Regions from separate parts of the Homo sapiens genome. Here region 2 is linked to region 1. Evidence: read pairs that join two places in POLR2A ChIA-PET (ENCODE). Cell type or tissue: GM12878. All regions are shown on one strand. Each heading gives the region's core, and the rest is flanking DNA. Links, peaks and the distances in the headings are about the cores only.

Region 1 (8,716 bases), core at 2,193-6,192:
CATTCTGAATTCTCTGTAGATTAACCCCACAAAGTTTCTCATTCACACAAAGTATGTTGTTATCCAGTTGACCCTCCAGAGCAGCTTTCTTCCAGGTGGTAATGCAGGGATCCAGAACCCTTCCATCTATGATCTTAACATGTGGCTCTCAGGTCACTATGGTAGAGAAGAGAGAGAGTGAACACACACCAGCTTTTAAATGCACTGGCCTAAGAGTGTCCACATCGCTTCTGTTAATAATAGGCCCATTGGCCAGGACTAGAGCTTACTGTGGCCCCGCCTAACTGAGGAAGCATAGAAATGTGAGGCTGATTCTTTGATGGGAGGAAAATGACTCTGCAATATGTATATACCAAGGATAAGATCCCAAATATTAAGGGATTGCAGTCAGAAAGAAGATGAACAAAGACGTGAAAGTTTGAGGTCTTTTAATGGAACAATAACAGTTGCCAGTCCAGAGTGGTATAAGATTAATCTAGAAAAGTAGGTTGAATCACATAGTAAGGGCCTTTGAAGGCAATGCCAAGAAACTTGGACTTCACCTGAAAATAGTGGGAAGATTTTGGCCAGGCGCGGTGGCTCATGCCTGTGATCCCAGCACTTTGGGAGGCCGAGGTGGGCGAATCACAAGGTCAGGAGTTCAAGACCAGCCTGGCCAACATGGTGAAACCCCATTTCTACTAAAAATACAAAAATTAGCTGGGCATCGTGATCGGCACCTGTTATCCCAGCTACTTGGGAGGCTGAGGCAGGAGAATTGCTTGAACCCGGGAGGCGGAGGTTGAAGTGAGCTGAGATCATGCCATTGCACTCCAGTCTGGGCGACAGAGTGAGACTTCGTCTCAAAAAAAAATATTGTGGGAATATTTTAAAGAAGAGAACCACATAGTCAGAATTATGTTTTTAAAGCCATACTCTGACATTGCAGGATGCTGATATCTACGAATAAGTGGATTCTACTGAGAAAATATCTGAAAAGCAGGTGAATAACATTAAAATCCTAGGTTATTGTTTTTCAAGCTTCCTTTTGTTAAATTTCAGAGTGCTGTGAATGATGTTTCATTTTTCTATAGTTGCTCCCCAAACTTGTCACTTTTCCGTGCTCTTTAAGAAAATACTTCAATGCTTTAAATTTTACTGAGTGCAGGAACACCTACTTGAGTTTCACTTTTCCCTTGCCATTCACCTCTGCTGTGTCCCCCATTGCTCTCTCTTCTTGCATTCTTCACCTCACTCCCCAGAATGTTTCTTTATTAGTCCATTTTCACGCTGCTGATAAAGACATACCTGAGACTGGGTAATTTATAAAGAATGAGAGGTTTAATGGACTCATAGTTCCACGTGACTGCGGAGGCCTCACAATCATGGTGGAAGGCGAAAGGCATGTCTTACATGGTGGCAGGCAAGAGAGCATGAGAGCCAAGCAAAAGGGGAAACCCCTTATAAAACCATCAGATCTTGTGAGACTTATTCACTACCATGAGAACAGTATGGGGGAAACTGCCCCCATGATTCAATTTTCTCCCACCAGGACCCTCCCAAACACATGGGAATTATGGGAGCTACAATTTAAGATGAGAATTGGGTGAGGACACAGCCAAACCATATCAGTTTCCAAAATACTATTAAGGAGAGTGGGCCACCAAAAACACAAGAAAGGTAGCACAAATCTCAGAAAGAGAATGCCTCTCCATGACAACAGCTTGGAGTTACTCTCCCTTCTTCCCCTCTACCTCCATGAGGCTCTTGCTACCTGTGGGATTTACCCTCTGACATGGGCATAAAGACTGACCTGTTGTCCCTCAGACCCTGGAATCTTAAGAAGCTGAATGGTGGGGCGATGAGAGACGATTTCAGGTTCCTTCTCCCAGGCACAGCCATGACACAGTCAGCTCCCCTTCCCTCATAGGAGATCTACCCCTGGCCATTCTTTTATCCTTCGGTTGTCCTGGTGCTCCATAGGCAGCAGAGCACTGGGAGTCAAACTGCCCAAGTCTGAGCACAAACTCACCACCTTCCAGTTGGATAAACTTGTGCAACTTTCTTAACTTCTTGTGCCTCAGTCTCTGTAAAATGGAATTGATGATGATAATAACATATACCTTGAGGCATTATCTTGAGAATTAAATGAGTTTTATTCCATGTAAAGCGATCAGTACAGTTCCTGGCATGCAATAAATAGATCTCATAGAATAACTTCAATTATTTGCATGTGTTGTGTGAGCCACTTCTACTCCAAGATCCTATACATGCAACCCCAGTGAATGAGATCTTTTCCAAGGTGAGAGACTTTAAATTTTTATTCACCTAATTGAGACATGTTTCCCAGAACAGCAGTCCGTTGGAGGCAAGGATGACTGGTGTATAGTAGGAATATAGTATTTATTGGATGAATGAATGAATGAATGAACAAACGAGCATGGGAAGCAGTGTGTGTCAGTAAAAGAGCATGTTTTAGAGTCAGGTAGATCTGGAATCAAATGTTGGCTACACCATTTATGAGTTCTACACTACCTTTGACAAGTGAACCCCTCTGTTCCTTCATTTCGTCATGTATAAAATGAAGAAGATAACTACTACATTAGGATTGCTGTGAGAATTAAATATGATAACAGTGGGAAATGTCTAGTATAAACTCAGCATATATTAGGAGCTCAGTAAATGGTAGCTATTATTATTGTTATTCCATATTTCTGCACATCCAGTTAATGATAGAGGAAGCAGCATAAACACAGAGGGATGAAATAAATATTTTCTTTGTTTACCTGTCAAATTGACATTTACAAAGTTAGACTAGCTTTCTTTTTGTTCTTTATCTTATGTTGTTGTCTGTATTGTGGAGCTTATTAAAGTAAAGGAGAAAAAGAAGAGTAGAAAGGGGGAAATTGTAGGTGACAAGGCTGCAGAGAGGTGAGGAAGAGGTGTGAGGCTGAGGAAGTGGCCTAGAAGAAAGTCATGGAAAGTCCCTTCCTTGAAAAGCCAGCAGGATAGGAACCAGGCAGGAGAGGGGAGCGACTTGACAGATAAATCTCTCCTCTCTTCACTCCCTTCTCCACTCTTTCTCCAGCTTAATCTTTCTACTATTAATATCCAAATTTGTTTCTCCTACTTCTCTAGATCTTAAACTCCATGGAAGATGTCTGAACCTATAGAGGAACGTCTGCTTCCTGCAGGGCAGACTCCAGCTCAAAGCCCTCTAGGGTTTGGCAGACACCTCCCTCACCCTCACCCGTGCAAACCCAGCTCTTCATCCTCTTTCATGTCTTGCAGTGGTAACAGTGCCCTTAGTGGACTGTGCTGTACCTTTACTTTTTCTTCTCCTTGGCCATGTGAATGAATGCTGTCCTTTACCCTTCTACTTATCAACCCCTAGTCACATTTAAAAACCCAGTTCTAATGTCCACCATGATATGAGATCTTTCCTTGACATAACCAAGCAGAGCAAATCACTCTGGCCTTTGTGCCATTGTTGGTCTGCAAGTCTGCATACAGCTCATCATAGTATAGTGGTTTGCCTGTCTGAGGGCATTCATTAGAGGTGCTATTCTGTGAGAACTACACATACTAATTGGGAAATCTTCGTGGAAGAAAGCAAACACTAAGTCACTTAAAAATGGATGTTATATTTTATGGTACAACATGGGTCATCTCTAGCATCCCAGTCACAAAAAGAATTCCTTAATTGGTGGCCCACAGGCTGCTGAGCTGAAAAGGAAAGAGAAAATACACACCGCACTGCAGCCTCCTGGTAATGCCATGGCCCCTTAGCACCTCCTGGGTGTCCTCATTAGGATTCAGCAAGAGATAGTTACTGCCTCAAGTCATATTTAAAATCTTTAAATGCAAAAGTAATAGCCCAGTAAAACGTGTCACTGTCCTAGTGTAATGGTTCCTATGACATATAGTTGCTCTTAATTGCAACGATATGCATGTCTTAATTAAGTGTGCAACACTATTTTATTTGGCGTAATTATTAAAACCATATCCTAAGAGTTGTTGGGGCTAATGTTAGAAGTGAGTAAATTCCAAATTTAGTCCTTAGCCTATAAAGAGTTTTGGAAGTGCCCAGAACATACTGGCACTCAGTAAGTATTGTTCTGTCTGAACCTGAGTTTTTCACCTTGGGTCACTGTTTCTAACCTCATTTTGAACATGAGGTTGTTCTGGTGTAAGAGCATCTCAGCCTGGTTTGACAGCCGGCAGGAACAGGTATCCAACATATGCCAAAAAGGCACAGTTAAAAAATGCCCTGGCAGTTTCTGGAGAGAGATTCTATGCCATGCTGATAGGTAGCACCAAACTAAAGCCAGCACTGGGCGCTGGGGAGAGGGAGACCCATGACAAGAGGAAGTTCTGTTTGACTTCTGGAGAAACAGAAACTATAGTGGCTGAGACTGGCAGTTCCTCATCATTCAAAACACTACAATGTCTCTACTAGGAAGGGAGGGAGGGAGGGTAGCAGATTTTGAGCTGACCAATTAGCGAAATTAATAATGATAGTTTCAAGATAAAACATTTTGTCAGATTTCCCGAGGTAAAAATTCAGGGGATTTTTTTGGAGCCTGCATCAGTTTTCTTTCCAAGCTACTTCGGATGTCATTTCTATCTCCCTTGAAGAGGAGAAACATCTCATCCAGCTAACACTGTTCAGTGGCCCCAAGGGCAGATCCACGTTGATTCTCTTCATGCCCTCACTAATGCTGCGTTTTCCTGTATTCTTCGAACATTTGACTTATTTGGGAAGCCTAGAAGCTTTGCCAAAGATTAGGATCAGCCAGAGATTGGTGATTTTTCTCAGTTTTTCTCATGTCCCCTTTCTATTGTTTTAGATCATGTTTTGCTAATGCAATGGGCTTTATTTCCAAACCTGGAAATTTCTTCTTGCTTTATTTCAAGATAAAAATGTTCTCATTTTTAATACCCTTTTGTTCTATGGGGGGGTGAGAGGAAACAGGAAAAAGTAAACAAAATATTCGAGTTACAATCTAGAGTGCACAATTTTTGTATCTTAGGATAGCTTTTCATACTATTCTTATTTACAATATAGCTATAAACTTATTGGACCTCCTAGGAACCCTTCCGTATCCCATCTTCGTAGGCAAGTCCAGTCACATCGCTGGCCCTGCCTGCAGTCCAGGTGCTTATAAGAATACAGGTGCACAGTAACACAAAGATATGCACGTTGCAAAGATATGCATGTCTTTATTAAGTGTGCAACACACACGCACATGCACACTGCCATCTTTTTATTTATGATCCAAAGTTGTCATTGGGTTATTAGAAAACATGAAGGCAAGAACAAGCTCCTCTAGTGATTTGATGCACACATAACTGTGCAAACACTTCCAGAGGCCTGCCTGTATCCTACAGGTGCCAGTAGCGGACAGGGGATTGCCAGGTCTCTTATGACCCAATGAGGTTGGCCACACCTCACATACAAAAGCTGGTTTTACTTCTGAGGAAAAAACGATTCTTGCCTGGTGTTCATATGATATGGGAGTAGTACCCTCCTATTAAAAAATATTTTGGAGAGAAGGAGAAAGACCAGAGAAATAGCAGTTGAACATAGTCTTCAAATATTGCCTATTAATTTTTGTGTTGTACACTCTGATTATAACTCTCAATTCTAGAGATCTAAAATAGTCTTGAGAGCTCCCCTAATTCATCCGTCTGACTTGCCTGGATTTATACCATCATGCAGCATAATTTTTGTCCTTCTATTAATCCACAGCGAAGATTATTCCAAAACTTCTCTGTAGTTTATAGGTCATTCATTGCCATCACAAATAGTCCAAAATTTTCCCCAGGAGCCAGTCCAGACCCTTCTTGTGTAGTGTGAACATTTTTCCTTTAATACCATTACATTCGTCTGTCAGAATCTAAACCTCCAACTCATCCATCTTTCCAGTTTCCTGGTGAAAGAACATCCATTCATAAATCAAATAATCTAGTAGTTAGAAGGTACAACTACAACTTATGAATAATCTATTCCAGTATACCCCAGTATGTAGGCTGTATAGCTCTTGTGTTTTGCAAGATAATTTATGTAGCACGGGGACGTGACATTAAATAATATTAAATTGCATAGTGAAAAGTTTATTCCCTCTGAATTATCTTTCAGTCCTTCTCATTCTGTTTAGGAGAGTCTCTCTTTCATGCCAGTATATCTTTTTTCTTTTCTTTTTTTTTTTTTTTTCTTTTTGAGACTGAGTCTCGCTCTGTCACCCAGGCTGCAGTGCGGTGGCGTGATCTCGGCTCACTGCAACCTCTGCCTCCCAGGTTCAAGTGATTCTCCTGCCTCAGCCTCCCAACTAGCTAGGATTACAGGCGCCTGCCACCAAGCCTGGCTAATTTTTGTTTTTTCAGTAGAGACGGGGTTTCGCCAAGTTGACCAGGCTGGTCTCGAACTCCTGACCTCAGGTGATCCGCCCGCCTCAGCCTCCCAAAGTGCTGGGATTACAGGCATGAGCCATTGTGTCCAGCTTCATGCCAGTATATCTTTAGTGCCCCTCTATACTTACTAATGTCCTTATTTAACACAGATAGGGGAGGCCTCAAAATAATCTAATAAGATTAATTCATTTTTATTGTATTTTGTTTTTGTGATTATCTTCTATTTATGACAAATGATATTCCATTTATGAGAGTTTACATACAGTTTTCCTTTAAGTACATTTATTTAAGAAAAATGTGAGTGAATTGGGTGAGAACTTTAAAAAAAAAATCAAGTAGCATGAACGGGGCCACAGTATGGCTTTTGTAGATTTTAAGCACTTTGTGTTAGTGAGTCCCTTCTTACATTAGTGTGTACGTGTGTATACGTATATGATGTTTTATGACAGCATTGGTATACAGATGAATATAATCTTCAACTCTGAAAGTTCATTTTTTTCTTCTGATTCTAAAAGAAACTAAGACATTTTCATGGGCCCTGGCACTGTGGCTACTGTCCCTAAAGCATAGGTGGGTCAGCCCTGGCATGTGTTATAGCAAAACTCATTAGCTCTTCAGGAGAAGCACTAATTTAATCCAACTGCCTCATTTTACAAAGAATAATACTAAGCTTCACACATGTGTGAGAACCTGCGGGTCTGAGAGTGAGGAAGGACAAAATCAGAACTAGATCTCAGATGCCAGCCTCCTAATCTTTCCACTTCATTACACTGCTGTCTTCCTTTGAGCCTCTTCTGCAAAAGCCCTTTTTCTTGTCCCATCTGCTTCCGAGTCTTCACATCAGAATTAATCATGGGTCCTTCCGTGAATCCAGCCCCACCTCAGGTGTGAGGACTGCTCTGTGTGGAGGTGACACCCCCTTGTGGATCTCTTCTGCAAATAGACCTTTGTCACGGGAGGCTGGTCAGTTCACAGCCTCCATGGCAGTGGAGTCAGTTCACTCCGCTCCATCACGGGGGACCCACCAAGACCCCATTAAGAAAAGCACAAATGATGCAATAAATCAGGATAGATTTAGGCTTCGTTTTTTGGACACAATCTTCCAAATGATAGCTCCTCATTAAAACTAGCTAAAATGGATGATAGAGCTTGGGATAGGTTCACCACTTATATCCTAGACCAGTACTTTCTAGGATGGACTTTATATGGAAGACCAAAGGTTTACTCCTTGGGCTGTCAACCTTCATTTTACTTAGCTCTTCAAACAAGTCAAGCCTTGTTTTTAGCTCAGCTCCTGGGGAATTGTTCTGTTGACAATGTACTGCAGAAAACAGTCCAAACAATTCTTAAGAGCTAAGAGCCACCTTTGGTGACTAGACTTTGTAACCATCTCATTTATCCAAGGTGGATCTACATCTACCTGAAAATACTGTAAGTTGTAAATGGTATTTGTGTTTGGGGAAACAGCAACAGATCATTCTTCAGCTCGCTTCCAGCCATCTGTAACTGTCATCATACCACTAGAAAGCTCTGACTTTCAAAAAGTAACAGATGCTGGTGAGGTTGCGAAGAAAAGGGAACACTTATACACTGTTGGTGGGAGTGTAATTCAACCCATTGTTGAAGGCAATATGACGATTCCTCAAAGAGCTAAAAGTAGAACTACCATTAGACCCAGCAATCCCATCACTGGGTACGTGCCCAGAAGAATAGAAATCATTCTACCATAAAGATATATGTGCACAAATGTTCATTGCAGCACCACTCACAATAGCGAAAACATGGAATCAACCTAAATGCCTATCAGTGACAGATTGGATAAGGAAAATGTGGTACCTGTACACCACAGAATACTATGCAGCCGTAAAAAAGAGTGAGATCACGTCTTTTGCAGGAGCATGGATGGAGATGGAGGCTGTAATCCTTAGCAAACTAATGCAGGAACAGAAAACCAAACACCGCATGTTCTCACTTATAAGTGGGAGCTAAATGATAAGAACTTATGAACACAAAGAAGGAAATAACAGACACTGGGGTCTACTTGAGGGGGAGGTTGGGAGGAGGGAGAGTAGCAGAAAAGATAACTATTGGGTACTGGGCTTAATACCTGGGTGATGAGATAATACGTACAATGAAACCCCATGACGTGTGTTTACCTATGTAACAAACCTTCACGTGTATCCCCAAATCTAAAATAAAAGTTAAAAAAAAGTTCTGACTTTATGCTAGCTAATGTTATTGTTTATTATTATTGATTGGATAATATATCACAGGAAAGACATATTTAGCAAAAATCATTTTTTACAGTGAAGACCTTTTTATT
Region 2 (8,716 bases), core at 2,277-6,276, 210 kb before region 1:
ACCCAGGAGTTCGAGACCAGCCTGGGCATCACAGCAAGGCTCCCACTACAAAAAATTAAACATTATTTGGGGGTGCTTGCATGTGCCTGTAGTCCCAGCTATGTGGGGGCTGGGGCAGGAGGATGACTTGAGCCCAGGAGTTCGAGTTTGCAATGAGCTATGATAGTGCCACTGCACTCCAGCCTGAGTGACAGAGCCAAATCCTGTCTGTAAATAAAAATAAAAAAAAAACATTGGTTAGCATAGTAGATAATGTCTTTGATTGGTTTTTAGTGTAATATATAGAAAAATTTTTATGGTTAATGTTTCTTATTTGATGGTTTTATGAAAGCCAAAGGCATGGTCTTATATTTTGGCTAGGTGAAGGCATTTTTGTAGAAGTTTAAGGTAATATAATCTAGGTACTTTTTTTGTTATCTAAATCTGTATTGCAAAGGAATTTCAGAAAACCAGAGAGAGATGAGGATAAATAAAGTCTCAGATGTGGAAAAGCTTGGGGTGCTCAAAGAATAGGAAATAGTCAAGTGTACCTGGACGATACCATTTTTGCTTTTAGACATGCTGAGAATTTTTGACATTTAAAAAATGTTAAAGAGGGAAAATAAGCTGCTTAAGTATACTACATTTTGCATTTGAGTTAGTCTTATATTTATTTACATACTTATCATAAAACATATTCTTGTCTCTAGTTCATGACTTAATTTTAAATAGGAAATAAAATACCTTGAGAAGAGATTCTGCATGTCATTATGTAACTATGGTACTTAGTTTTGCCAGTCAAAACCACACATTGCCACGTGAAGGCCAGTAGTTTATTGAGTACTCAGGGAACAAAATTAGGTGGATTTTTTTCTGTTTTTTGTTTTTTGGGGTTTTGGATATTATACAGAGAGTGTAAAATTGCAATTTTTTTCTTCAGGAGACTCAGACTTGACCCTAAAATATGCATATAAACTTGAAGGCTCAAATAATGTTTTTTCCTAACCTGGAGGAAGAATTGTGAGAATAATGCTTTGCATAGAATCCTCTTCACCTTCTTTGCATGTTTCTTTTGGATCAGGCATAAAATAGGGGCCTGGTTTTGTTAGAGTGGGGGAAATAGTTGATGATATAATCACCCATTCCCTCTTAGTTGCAAATGGTATTGAAATTACAGAAAGTCATCTGACCACTAGTTGAGGTCACTTCTTTTCCCATTCCTGCCATTCCCCCATGTCTGGTATAACATTTGGCAAAATTGGTAACTGCTCTTGAGGGTTTTCATTTGTTTCTGTGTGTTCCTCTGAAATGTCATGTTTCTGGGGGAAGCAAGAACAACAGTACAATTTTCCACATTGAATCAGATGTTCATGTGATCCAAGCGTGCTTGGAAAAATCTTACTGCTTAGGATTCTATACAACATAGCTCTCTTGTGCAGTCTGTAGTTAGACAGTTAAAGGGCCCATGCCTCACCTGCAGGGTAGCCCTTCTGAGTGCGGTGGAAGCAGAGCTTTCTTGGAAAGTGAGACACCACTTGATCAGATCCATTGTGGAATTGAACAAGATGTAAGACAGAAGCATGGAATTCTGAAAAGTCAGACAATGCATTAGTGCACTCACATTGTCTTATATTTAGGTCTGTCAGGTTGTGTTATAATTTTAAAAATTAATTTCAAAAGCGATACATACTTATTATAGAAAATTTGTGCAAATACAGGAAACAATAGAAATACAGGGAAGAAAATATAGTCCATCTTAATTCTCCCTAATTTTCCTTGCATCTTAGCATTTTAGTGCTTCAGGATGGTATTTATTTTGGAACTTTAGTACATACAGGAACATAGAGAGACTACAGTATATATGTATATGTGTGTTCATACGTATGTAGTCAGATATCAGAAAAAATCATATTCTTTAAAACTTATTTTAAAATTACGGATATCACTTAGAGATACTGATGTTAGTATTTTGATATTTGACTTTTCAGTCATATATATACTTCTGTTAAAAAAACAAAAAATTCAATATGAACATATGGTTTTTATAAATTCTTCATCCACATACACTAAAATTTATTCCTTTTTTTTTTTTTCTCTTGAAATGGAGTCTCACTCTGTCGCCCAGGTTAGAGTGCACTGGCGTGATCTCGGCTCACTGCAACCTCCATCTCCTAGGTTCAAGTGACTCTCCCGCCTCAGCCTCCCGAGTAGCTGGGATTACAGGTGCATGCCGCCACTCCTGGCTAATTTTTTTGTATTTTTAGTAGAGACGGGGTTTCGCCATGTTGCCCAGGTTGGGCTCGAACTCCTGGGCTCAAGCGATCCACCTGCCTTGGCCTCCCGAAGTATTGGGATTACAGGCATGAGCCACCGCGCGCGGCCAATTTATTCTTTTTAGTATACAATACTGTAAGTTTTGACAGATGCATAGTTTTGATAGATGCACAGTTTTGATAGATGCACAATTTTCCAGAGTGGATGTGCCATGTTGCATTACCACCAGCAATGTGTGAGAGCTCCACAGATGGGAACTCATATTGTATCTTCAGAGTGTGGCGTTGTCAATTTTTCTTTTATTTCAGCCATTCTAATAGGTGTGTAGCACTATCTCATTGTGGTTTTGAGTTCCCCTCATGACTGAAGTTGTTAATTATCTTTTCCTGTGCCTTTTAATAATATATTCATGTTCTTTGTGAAGTTTGCCCATTTAAAAAATACTGGGTTGTTTTATTATTATTAAGCTTTGAGAGGTTTTATGTTTGCCAAATGAAAGCTCTTTGGCAAATATGTGATTTGCAAATGTTTTCTTCCTGTCTGTAGTTTATTTTATCAATAGTGTCTTAAACAGAGCAAAAGTTCATTTTGATGATACAAAATTTACCATTTTTCTTCTTTTTATGGAACCTCCTAGAAGTTTTAAAGTTTTAGGTTTTACATTTTTATCTATAATCCTTTTTTTCTGGTATATGTTGTGCAATTTTCCCTGCACCGTGTCTTGAAAAGATTGTCATTTTGCCATTGAATTACGTTTGCACCTTTGTCAAAAATCAATTGACTACATTTGTGTGTCTGTTTCTGGATTCTGTTCTGCTCCACTGATGTGTGTGTCCCTTCACAGGTACCACACATTGTTGATTGCAGCTTTATAGTAAATCTTCGAAGCAGGTAGTGAGAATCATCTAACTTTGTTCTTTTTCAAAATTTGTTTATGCTATTCTAATTACTTTTCCTTTTTGTTTAAATTTAGAATAATCTTGTTAATATCTACAGATAATTGTACTTGGATTTTTTAGTAGAATTTAATTGAATCTATAAAACGATTTGGGGAAAGTTGGACATCTTAACAATATTTACTTTTCCAACCCATGAACATGACATATCTCTTCATTTATTTAGATTTTTAAATTTCTTTCATTGATGTTTTGTAGTTTTCAGCATATAGTTTGTGCGTGTATTTTGTTAGGTTTATACCTATTTTATTTTTGATTAGTGCTATTGTGAATGGTATTTTTAATTTTTTTTTAGAAATTTTTATTTTCTTAGTCCATTTTGTGTTGCTATCACAGAATACCACAGACTGGGTAATTTATAAAGAAAAGAAACTTATGTCTTACAGTTCTGGAGGCTCAAAAGTACAAAAGCATGGTGCTGGCATCTGGTGAGAGCCTTCTTGATGCACCATAGCATGGTGGAAGGCATCACAGGACAAGAGAGGCATAAGAGAAAGAGCCAAACTAGCTTTTATGACAGACCCACTCTTGTGATAACTAACTCTCCTGTGATAATCTGTTAACACATTAATCCATTAATGGCAGAATCCTCATGACTCAATCACCTCTTAAAAGGCCTTACTTCTTAATACTGTTAGATTGGGGATTAAGCTTCCACATGAATTTTAGAGACAAAAACATTCAACGGCAGTGACCCTTTTATATTTAATTGACATTTTAATTGAGGTAATTGTAGATTCACTTCAGTTGTAAGAAATACAGAGAGATACTGTGTAGGCTTCACCCACTTTCTCCCAGTGGTTACACCTTGCAAAACTGTATTATAATATCACAACCAAGATATTGATATTAAAACAGTAAAGTTATAGAACCTTTCCATTATCACGAAGATACCTCATGTAGCCCTTTTATGGCCACAACTACCTTCTCCCTTTGACCCATCCCTAACCTTTGACAGCCATTAATTTGTTCTTTCTATGATTTTTGTCATTTCAAGAATATTGTGTATCCATAACCATACATATGTGACTTCTGGGGATTGCTTTTTTTAAAAATCAGAATAATTACCTAGAAAGTCACCCAAGGTGTTACATGTATCAGTAGTTCGTTCCTTTTTAATTGCTAGTAGTATTACATAGTATGCATACACCACAGTTTAGCCATTTATCCGTTAAGGGATATCTGGATTGTTTCCAGTTTTGGCTATTATAAATAAAGCTGCTGTGGACATTCATGCAGAGGTTTTTGTGTGACCATAAGTTTTTATTTCTCTGATATAAACATCCAAGAAGAAAAATGCTGTATTCTGTGATAGTTGCAATTTTTAGTTTTACCGGAAGCTACCAAATGGTTGTCCAGAGTGGCTGTACCATTTTATATCTCCACCAGAAATATGTGACAGATAAAATTTAGCCCCATTCTTGCCAGTTATTTGATGTTGTCAATATTTTTAATTTTAGCCATTTTAATTGGTGTATAGTGATATCTCATCGTGGTGGTGGTGGTAGTGGTGGTTCTTTTTTTGTTGTTGTTGTTGTTGTTCTTCTTCTTCCTCCTTCTCCCTCTTTCTCCTCCCCCTCTTCCTCCTTCTTCTCTTCTTTTTTTTTCTTTTCTTGTGTGTGTGTGTGTATGTGTGTGTGACTGAGTCTCGCTCTGTCACCCAGGCTGGAGTGCAGTGGCATGATCATAGCTCACTGTCATCTCAAACTTCTGGGCTCAGTTGATCCTCCTACCTCAGCCTCCCGAGTAGCTGGGACTATAGGCATGTGCCACCGTGCCCAGATTGTTTTTTTTTAAATTTTTTTTTTGTGCAGACAGGGCTTTGCTGCATTACCCAGGCTGGTCTCAAACTCTTGGCCTCAAGTGATCCTCCCATTTCAGTCACCGAAAGTGCTAGGATTACAGGTGTGAGCCACTATGCCTGGCTCATTGTGGTTTTAATTTTCATTTTTCAAATGGCTAACGACGTTGAATATATTTTCATGTGCTTACTTGCCATCTGTATATCCTCTTTAGTGAAACAAATAGTACTGTTTTGTTAAATTTTGCTTTCTGGTTGTTTATTGTTAGTGTATAGACATATTTAATGTGTATATTTTGACCTTATGTCCTGGTGATTTAACTAAACTTATTTATTAATTCAAGGAGCTTTGCTTTAGATTCTATGGGAGTTTCTTTTTTTTATTTAGACTATCATGTCACCTGTTAATAGAGACATTTTATTTCTTCCTTTTCAATATGGATAGCTTTTATTTCCTTTTTATGGTTTATTGCCTTGGTTAAGACTTCTAGTAGGTTTTAGGTAGATGAGGAGAGAGCAGATATCCTTAGAAGGATCCTTTCTTGTTTCTTGTTCCTATCTTAGGAGGAAAACATGTAGTCTTTTGCAATTAAGTATGATGTTAGATATAGATTTTTTTTTTGTATATGCCCCTTATCAGTTGATCAGTTGAGTAAGTTTCTTTCTATTCCAAGTTTGCCGAGAGATTTAAAAAAACTACAAATGGATGTTGAATTTCGTCTTATGCTTTGATTTGTTCATATGGTTTTTCTTGACTTTTTTCCAAATTTTTAAAAAATAAATTTCATTGTGTGTATTTAAGGTATACAACATGATGTTATGGGATATATTTAGATGGTAAAAAGATTACTGTATTGAGGCAAATTAGCATATCCATTATTTCACAGATTTGCCCATTTTTTGATTTTGTGGCAAGAGCCACTAAAAGCCACTTGTTTAGCATGAATCCCAGATACAGTACAATTTTATTACATAGAGTCCTCATTTTGTACATTAGATGTCTGGACTTGGTCATCCTACATATCTGCTACTTTATGTCCTCTGACCTACTTCTCCCCATTTCCTCCCCACTTCCCACTCCCGTGCCTGGTAACCACTGTTTTGTTTTCTATCTCTGTATATTTGAATTTTTTTTGGATTTCACGTATAAATGAGACCATGCAATATTTTTCTTTCTCTGTCTGGCTTATTTTACTTAGCATCATGTCCTCTAGGCTCATTCATGTTGTGACAAATGGATCTCATTCTTCTTTAGGGCTGAATTGTATGTATATATACACTGCAGTTTCATTGTCCATTTGTCTATCAACAGAGAGTTAGGTTGTTTCCATATCTTGGCTATTGTGAATGATGCTGCAATGAACATGGGAGTGCAGATATCTTTGTGAGATGGTGATTTCATTTCCTTTGGTTATATGCCCAGAAGAGGGGTTGCTGGGTATATGGTGGTTCTATTTTTTATTTAATTTTATTTTTTAGAAACCTCCATACTCTTTTTCGTATGGCTCTACCAACCTACATTCCTGCCAACAGTGTACAAGAGTTCTCTTTTATCCACACCTTTGCCAACATTTCTTCTTTTTTGACGTTTTGATAATAGCCATTCTAATGGGTGTGAGATGGTATCTCATAGTGGTTTTGGTTTTCATTTCCATACCTGAGACTGGGTAATTTATAAGAAAAGAGGTTTAATTGGCTCATGGTTCTGCAGGCTGTGTAGGAAACATAACACTAGCATCTACTTCTGGGGAGGCCTCTGGAAGTTTACAGTCATGGCAGAAAGTGAAGTGGAAGCTTGTATGTTATATGGCAAAAGCAGGAGTGAGAGAATTAAGTGCTAAACACTTGTAAACAGCCAGATCTCACGAGAGGTCACTCACTATCACAAGGACAGCAACAGGGATGGTGCTAAACCATTCATGAGAAATCACCATGATCCAATAACTTCGCACCAGGCCTCACCTCCAACATTGGGGATTACATTTCAATATGAGATTTAGGCAGGAAAACACATTCGAACTATATCAGTGATATTGAGCACCTTTTCATAGACCTGTTGGTGATTTTTATGTCTTATTTGGACAAATGTCTATTCAAGTCTTTTGCCTGTTTTTAATTGGGTCATTTGTTTTTCTATGATTGAGTTGCATCAGTTCTTTATGAATTTTAGATGTTAAACCCTTATCAAATGTTGGTTTGCAAATATTTTTCCCAATTTGTAAGTTGCCATTTGATTTCATTGTTTCCTTTGCTGTGCAAAAGACTTTTAGTTTGATGTAGTCTCATTTATTTACTTTTGATTTGTGGCCTGAGCTTTTGGTATGATATCCAAATAAATAAGTAAATCATTGCCAAGACCATTTTCTGGGAACTATTCCCGTGTATTCTCTTCTAGGAGTTTTATAGTTTCTGGCCTTACATTGATGTCGATTATGCATTTCATGTTGAATTTTGTATATGGCGCAAGAGAATGGTCTAATTTTATTCTTCTGCCTGTGAAAATCTAGTTTTTCCAGCACCATTTATTGAAGAGATTATCCTTTCCCCATTGTGTTCTTTTGGTGGCTTTGTCAAAAATTAGTTGACTATATATCTTTGAATTCATTTCTGAGCTCTTGATTCTGTTGCACTGGTCCATGTTTATATCAGCAACTTACTGTTTTGATTACCATAGCTTTGTAGTGTAATTTAAAATAATGATGTGCGATGATTTTTGACTCGAACCAAGCTTGCATTTGTGGGGTGAATGCTACTTGGTTATGAGGTATTGCTCATTTTAGATATAGCTGGATTTAATTTGCTAATATTTTGTTGAGTTTTTTTGCCTCTCAGTTCATGAGGAACATTTGTCAATAGTGTGTTTTTCTTTTATTGTTTTTGGCTTTGATATTAGGATATGTTGGCCTCATTCCTCTTAAGTGTTCTGGAAGAGATTAAGCAAAATTAGTGTTACTTCTGTCCAGAATGTTTGGTAGAATTTACCAGTGAAAACCACTGGGCTTGTGCTTTTCTTTATTGGAAAATTTTATTCACAAATTCTATTTGATTTCAAAATGTAGGACTATTAATGTCAATTTTTAAAACAGATTTGGTATCTTTCAAATAATTGGTCAATTTCATCTTTCAGCATTTCCTTTTTATCTTTCTCTTATTGTCTGTAGGGTCTGTAGTGATAATCATACTTCATTGCTGATATGGGTAATTTGTGCCTTATCTCCTTTTTCTTTATCAGTCTGGGTAGGAGTTAAACAAATTTTTATTGATTTGTTTCAAAGATCAGCTTTTGATTTTTTTCGTCTATTTTTATTGTTCTCAATTTCATTGATTTCTCTCTTTTTTTGTTGCTGTTTTTTGTTTTGTTTTGTTTTTTGAGAAAAGGTCTCACTCTGTCACCCAGGCTGGAGTGCAGCTCACTGCAGCCTCAACCTCCCAGGTTTAGGTGATCTTCCCACCTCAGCCCCCCAAGTAGCAGGGACTACTGGCACACACCACCATGCCCAGACAATTTTTTGTACTTTTTGGTAGGGACGGGGTTTTGCCATGTTGCCCAGGTTGGTCTTGAACTCCTAGGCTCAAGCAATCCACCCCACTCAGCCTCCTAAAGTGCTAAGACCACAGGCATAAGCCACTGTGCGAGGCTGATTTCTGTTTTTAACTTTTATTATTTTCTTCCTTTTGTTTGTTTTGGGTTTGTTTTGTTCTTCTT

The links. Peaks named below come from ENCODE experiments on the same cell type or tissue, not always from the same donor. Only the 100,000 strongest peaks of a DNase experiment are listed, where the experiment ranks them.
Region 2: POLR2A ChIA-PET joins it to region 1 with 5 read pairs; 3 of 35 experiments call an interaction of 5 or more read pairs at or near these places.

Annotation. Positions count from the first base shown.
Region 1 is chr6:143,272,285-143,281,000 of GRCh38, forward strand. All of the region lies in intron 3 of AIG1 (androgen induced 1), which reads left to right. Among named protein-coding and RNA genes, the nearest start is that of ADAT2, 170 kb to the right of the region's middle. RefSeq lists an enhancer at 4,119-4,248 and a silencer at 7,148-7,442. In GM12878, for the core only: no CTCF peak of the experiment used is centred there; a DNase peak (open chromatin) is centred at 4,357; H3K4me3 peaks cover 447 bases; H3K27ac peaks cover 673 bases.
Region 2 is chr6:143,066,956-143,075,671 of GRCh38, forward strand. The region is part of intron 1 of AIG1 (androgen induced 1); the gene reads left to right. Among named protein-coding and RNA genes, the nearest start is that of AIG1, 10 kb to the left of the region's middle. In GM12878, for the core only: no CTCF peak of the experiment used is centred there; no DNase peak of the experiment used is centred there.